2 separate regions of the Homo sapiens genome follow, and region 2 is linked to region 1. A link is a loop called in an ENCODE intact Hi-C map of the cell type or tissue named here. Cell type or tissue: dorsolateral prefrontal cortex. All regions are shown on one strand. Links, peaks and the distances in the headings refer to the core of each region. The heading gives the core; the rest is flanking DNA.

Region 1 (2,929 bases), core at 340-2,839:
TTTTTAAATATCAGGGTAGGAGAAGAGATGGAAGTGAGAAAGCTGGGGAAGAGTGGAGCCCAGGAAGTTAGATAAGAGCCCTTTGCAGCTCCCAGGCAAAAGGGAACAATGGAGTTAGTGCCAGTGATGGAGTTAGAATTGACAGGTTTTGGAGACACATGGGCTAGGAAACAGAAAATTAAAAAGCAAACAAGCAAGCAAAAATCAAACACATACACACACATAAAAACAGTCTCCAAGGTTCAGCACTTGAGCAAGTAAGTGGTGGAGGTACCCTTTTCTGAGATGGAGACCTGGGAGAAATGGGTGTTAAAAGAAACAGCAAAAGTTCAGTTTTAGAAATATTGAGTTTGAGGTGCCTGTAAAATAGCTAAGGAAAGATAATTGGTAGAAGATTTGATAAATAAGTCATGGATGAGCTGGAAACCACTGGTCTCTAAGTAAGGAGCATATATAATTTACCATCAAAACTAGGACACTTCTGAGAGAAAAAGGATATGCTATTAAGAATTTTGCTGAGACAACAGGCATAACTATGGGAGAGTATTAAGGGAAAAGAGAAAGAGACCTAGAACTGACCTCTGATAAATTCCATTATTTATCATTAGGTGGTAAGTGAAGAAGAAAGAGCTCAAATTGCCCAAACATAGTTTGGAAATTAAATCCCCAGTGCAACAGAGTTGCAAGGTAAGACCTTTAAGAGGTGATTAGATCATGAGGGTTCTGCCCTCATGAATGGATTAATACCATTATTGTGGAAGTGGGTTAGTTATCATGGGAGTGTTTTCCTAATTAAATGAGGAGTTCAGCTCTCTTCTCCACCCTCTCTCATGCCAGTGCTCTCTTGTCCTTCCACCTTCCCACCATGGGATGAGACAGCAAGAAGGCCCTCATCAGATGCCAGCACCTTGATATTAAACTTCCCAGCCTTCAAAACTATGAGAAATAAATCTATTTTCTTTATAAATTACCCAGTTTGTGGTACTCTGTTACAGCAACACACAATGGACTAAGACAAAAGGAATGCTCAACTGCATCAAATATGGTTAGCAGCTCTAATAAGACTGCTGAAAAACGTTCATTGGATTTGGCAATATGGAAATAATTGATAATCTCAGCAAAGGTAGTTTGGAAGAAGATAACGAGTTGAAGAGTGAATACAAACTGAGGAAGTAGAGACAGTAGAGGCAGTTATGTACCACTCTTAGAAGAGTCTGGAAAGGAGAATATAGTTATCTAACAGTAGTGGCAAGGGAATATGAGACAAGGATAGGGACAAGTGAATTTAGTATAAGAGACACTAGAGACTGAAAGATTATAAAAAAGATCCAGAAAAACTTTCTAGTAGAATAAGTCTACCGGAATGTTCATAGAAGTATTGTTTACAGGAGCCAAAACCTGGAAGTAAACCAAGTATCCATCAACAGAAGAGAAGATGAATACACTATGGCATATTTATGCAGTGGAATATTATACAGAAGATGGATGAACTGTAGTAACACAGAAATGTGGATCAATCTTGGAAATATATTTAAAAAGTAAATCCCAAGCAATTACATACCTTATTATGCTCAAAAATAAACTTTTAAGATTCTAAATAAATGCAATAAAACTATGTAAAATCAGAAAAAGGAATTGATGAACAAGGAATTTTAGGTGATGGTCATCTCATGTCAGAGATGCAGGGTGATGACAAGATGGAGTGGATCCTGGAACCTGGGGTTCAGATGAAGATCATTGCAGGTTTCCAGGTTGTGTTTCATGAAGTGGATTTATAGATGATTACTACACTGTAAAAAAATAAAAATAGCCATGAATAGATCAATGTTAGGAGGATTTTATGAATCACATTTATGATTAGTGTAGGTGTTTGCACTCAGGCTTGATGGCCAGGGTGGAAGTATAGGGGAGAAATTAGTTGATTAGTTCTATAATGACCTGAAGACAGTCACAAAATGCTCCCATAAAAATACACAGCTATCTCCAACATAACAGTTGAGGCAGAGGAAAAGGTATTGCTACAAAGACAGAAGCTAAAGAGAAAAATTCTTCTATCTTTACAAGTAAGGTAGTTCCAGCATTTTCTGTAGACAGTAGAGAGATGTTATGCCATTCTCAATTACGAGATTTCCTCTTACCTTTTTCTGGGCATCAGAGAATATTCAGTCTACCAAGACGAGTTGTTTGGGGGCTATTTTTGAAATCTGCTATTCTTCTTGCTTCAATTACAGCAGCAACTTAATTGTTTCATGTATGGTACAATAGTCTTTTAAAATTATTTTATTTGTGATATTTCTATTGATGTAAAGCAATATACCTATTGTTATTTTAACACACTCACACGATTCATAATCATTACATTAATAGCCAAATCTCTAAAAGCTTGCTTGGCAGTTTTATGGAGAATAGATTTTGCCCAGTAGAATGCTATGCTTTTATTTCTCCTCCCTCACATGAGCTACTTTATTAAATTTCCTTTTACTGATTTCAGCCTATGTATCCCATTTATCAAGATCAAATTGCATTTTAAGAACATCTCTTAAACTATTTGTAATTCCTCCCCAATTTTTTATCATCAGCATCTCATTCCAGTAGAGTACTTTCCACTTTCACATCTGAATGCTTCAGAAACATACGGGGAAAAAATTGAAACAATCAACAGTAAGTAAGTCAGAATTTTGTTAGACAAAAGCAAATAGGGTAGGGCAAGCTCAAATGACTCATTTCTCACTGCTTGGTTGGCAGCTGTGAGAAAACTCCCAGTAGCTTGGCTTTTGTTCTATCTTTATGACAATCCCAAAACACTCTTTAAGACTGTGGGTAGGAGGAGATTGCTGATTTCCTAGGGGTTATATTAACCAAATGTTTTCCCTAGAATCAGCTTTGGCTGCTTTCTCTCCTCTAGGAATTCTTTTGAGTAGAATCCAAG
Region 2 (2,929 bases), core at 96-2,595, 70 kb after region 1:
TACCAGTGTTTGCTGTTCCATTTGGGTAGAATTCTGGGCTTCTTTATTGCAAAACTTTATTTCACCACTATCTGTTTATTGAACAATAAAATTATATATTCTTTTCATATTCACTTGCCTGCTTATGGTCATTCTATTGACAGTTATGAGTGCTTAAAAGAGAAAGAGAAAAAATGCAGAGCTGGAGGTAACTGTGCTGTCCTTCTCATTCTCCCTCATGTCTACTAGGACCACTCTAGTAGACATGGGGTAGGGGGTGCAGAAAGAGGCAAACGTAGCTCTACCCAGTAATGAAACACTGCCAATGTCCTCTGTACCTTGATGCTTGTGGTGGTCCCAGCCTGCCCACCTGCTTCTCACTTGTGTATGTACTGTCCAAGAAAACCTGCCTTGATTATTCAGACCTCAAACAACCGTTTGCTCAAGACATAGAGGTATAAACATGTGAAAATTATGATAACTACTAGAAGACCTAAAAACAGAGAGGGCGGGTTAAATTGGAATACAGAAGGATTACAAATATTTTAGTTCATTTTATGTCCTACATGTCATTTTCCCCATGGTTAGCATATAGTACATAAATAATAAAAAGCTCCAAGAGGGTTGATACAAAGTCAGTTTTGTTCACTGCTTTATCCCCAGTGATTGGCCCACAGCATATGCTGAATGGGTGAAAGATTGGGTGGATGAATAGGTAATGAGCCATTCACACAGTGAAACACCACACAGCAATTAAAGCAAATAGTTAAATCTCTGAATTGATATGAAAATATGTTATATTGTTAGTGTTTTGGATGCAAATAACAGAAAAATTCCCAAATCAATAAGACATGTAAAATAAAAAATTCTCATATAAGGAGTTCCTAAGGAGAGGAGCTATAGTTAAAAAAAAAAAAAAAAAAAAATTCCAGGCCAGGCATGGTGGTTCATGCCTGTAACCCCAGCACTTTGGGAGGTCGAGGCAGGAAGATCATCTAGGACCAGCCTGGGCAACAAAGTGAGACCCCGTCTCTACAAAAGAAATAGAAAAAAATTAGCCAGGCATGGTGGTGCATGCTGATAGTTCCAGCACCTCGGGAGACTGAGCTGGGAAGATCACTTTAGCCCAGGCAGTCAAGACTGCTGTAAGCTGTAATCATGCCACTGCACTCCAGCTTAGGCAACAGAATGAGACCCTCTCAAAAAAAAAAAAAAAAAAAAGAAATCCAGCTTCTATTCATGTTTCCAAGGAGTCAACAGCAGCACAACAATCTGTCCTGAGGCTGGCTCTCCTCATGTTACAAGGTAGCTGCTAGAGTTCCAGTTGTCACATGCCAGTATAGCTGTGTCCAGAAGAAAAGGGGTTGTCACTTTTAATTTTTTATTTTTATTTTAGAGATGGGGGTCTTGCTATGTTGCCCAGGCTGGTCTCAAATTCCTGAGTTAAAGAATTCTCCCTCGCTTCCAAGTAGCAGGGACTACAAGCACACACCACTATGCCTAGACTTGCGTCACATTTTAGGAGAAAGAAAACCTTTTCTACACTTTCTAATTGACTTCCCTTCATCTCTCATTGACATTGCAAACACTCATTCCTAAATCAGTCCCTGGAAAAAACAATAAAATTGTCACAAATAGCTTGGTGAAACACATGTTCCTGTGGTAGAGAGATGAGTATCTGAACCAAATCAGAATTCCCTATCAAGGGTGAAAGGGAGAAACGGCCTTTGGCTATGCCACAAGCAGTTCCTGCCATAGATGTCTGCAATGCTATGAGTAGAAGAAATGGCTTGTAAAAAAAATGTATAATGTCATTCCCATGGTGTTAAAAGTAGATATATAGATATTTATAAATGTGTACTGTATAAATATGTATAATTTAATGCATAAATTTACAATATTATAAATATTGTAAATATAGATATTTATAAATATATTATAAATATTGTAAATATAGATATTTATAAATATATATAATTTATAAATATATAGAAAGACACATTCTGTTTTTATATTTCTTTTAATACTTTGGGTTTTGGGTTTTGGTACAGTGAATATATATATATTCCCTATATGGTAAACAAAAATATTCTGTTACAAAATCTAAAATCCTTTGTCCTTTGTTAGATTTATTACTAAGTATTTAATTCTGTGAGTGGTATATTATTTTAAAAAAATTATATCCTGTGTTTGCTGCTTGTATCTTTTAGAAAGAGTTTAATAGTCTTACTACTCGTATCCTATAATCTCCCAAACATTCCTCTACCTACTGAAATATAGTTTTCAACCCTGATAGTTCTTCCTCAAAGCAGGAATATCCTCCTTAACCCACACCTTACACTTCATAGAATCCTTTCACCTTGAGGATCATTTCCACTTTCTGGAAATACTCTCTTCCTTTCAATTCTGTGACTACTCTCCTACATCTCTGGCCTTTCTTTTCAGTTTCCTTTGTGAGTTCTCTTCCTTTGTTCATTCCTTAGGTTAGTAATTCTCAGCATTGTTGCCCTAAACCCCCTTCTCATTCTGCATATTTTATGTTGGCAATCTCTTCTTCATTCATGACTTTACATATTATTTATAACCAAGTGACTACTAACTGTGCATCTTCTGCTCTGTTATTCCAGGAACTATGCCAGAGACTGTTGATGTTCACCAATATCCATATTCTCATCTTAGTTCTCAGACACAAGCTAGAATGTATTTTTCAGCCATTGTGAAAAATACATTCTGAACATTGTGCTGTTCAGAGTGATTATGTGATGTTACTCTGGAAGTAAAATTGCTACTTCTAGGGCTGGCCCATAAAACCCTCCCATGGGCAATACTCATTCTGCCGGGTGAATAAAAGAATTTCAGAGACCTGGACAAAAGTCCTAGATGAAAGGAGCCTTAATTATCATATGGAACAGATTCCTATTCTACCACTCCCACCCACACTGGACTTTTA

Evidence for each region. Hi-C counts contacts between places; a loop is a spot of excess contacts. Peaks named below come from ENCODE experiments on the same cell type or tissue, not always from the same donor. Only the 100,000 strongest peaks of a DNase experiment are listed, where the experiment ranks them.
Region 2: a loop joins it to region 1, with 2.4 times the contacts of the local background. A loop is called at or near these places in 1 of 110 quality-filtered maps.

What each region holds. Positions count from the first base shown.
Region 1 is chr2:198,273,713-198,276,641 of GRCh38, reverse strand. No RefSeq gene overlaps it. Among named protein-coding and RNA genes, the nearest start is that of LINC01923, 100 kb to the left of the region's middle. In dorsolateral prefrontal cortex, for the core only: no CTCF peak of the experiment used is centred there; no DNase peak of the experiment used is centred there; H3K27ac peaks cover 542 bases.
Region 2 is chr2:198,203,543-198,206,471 of GRCh38, reverse strand. No RefSeq gene overlaps it. Among named protein-coding and RNA genes, the nearest start is that of LINC01923, 170 kb to the left of the region's middle. In dorsolateral prefrontal cortex, for the core only: no CTCF peak of the experiment used is centred there; no DNase peak of the experiment used is centred there; H3K4me3 peaks cover 183 bases; H3K27ac peaks cover 389 bases.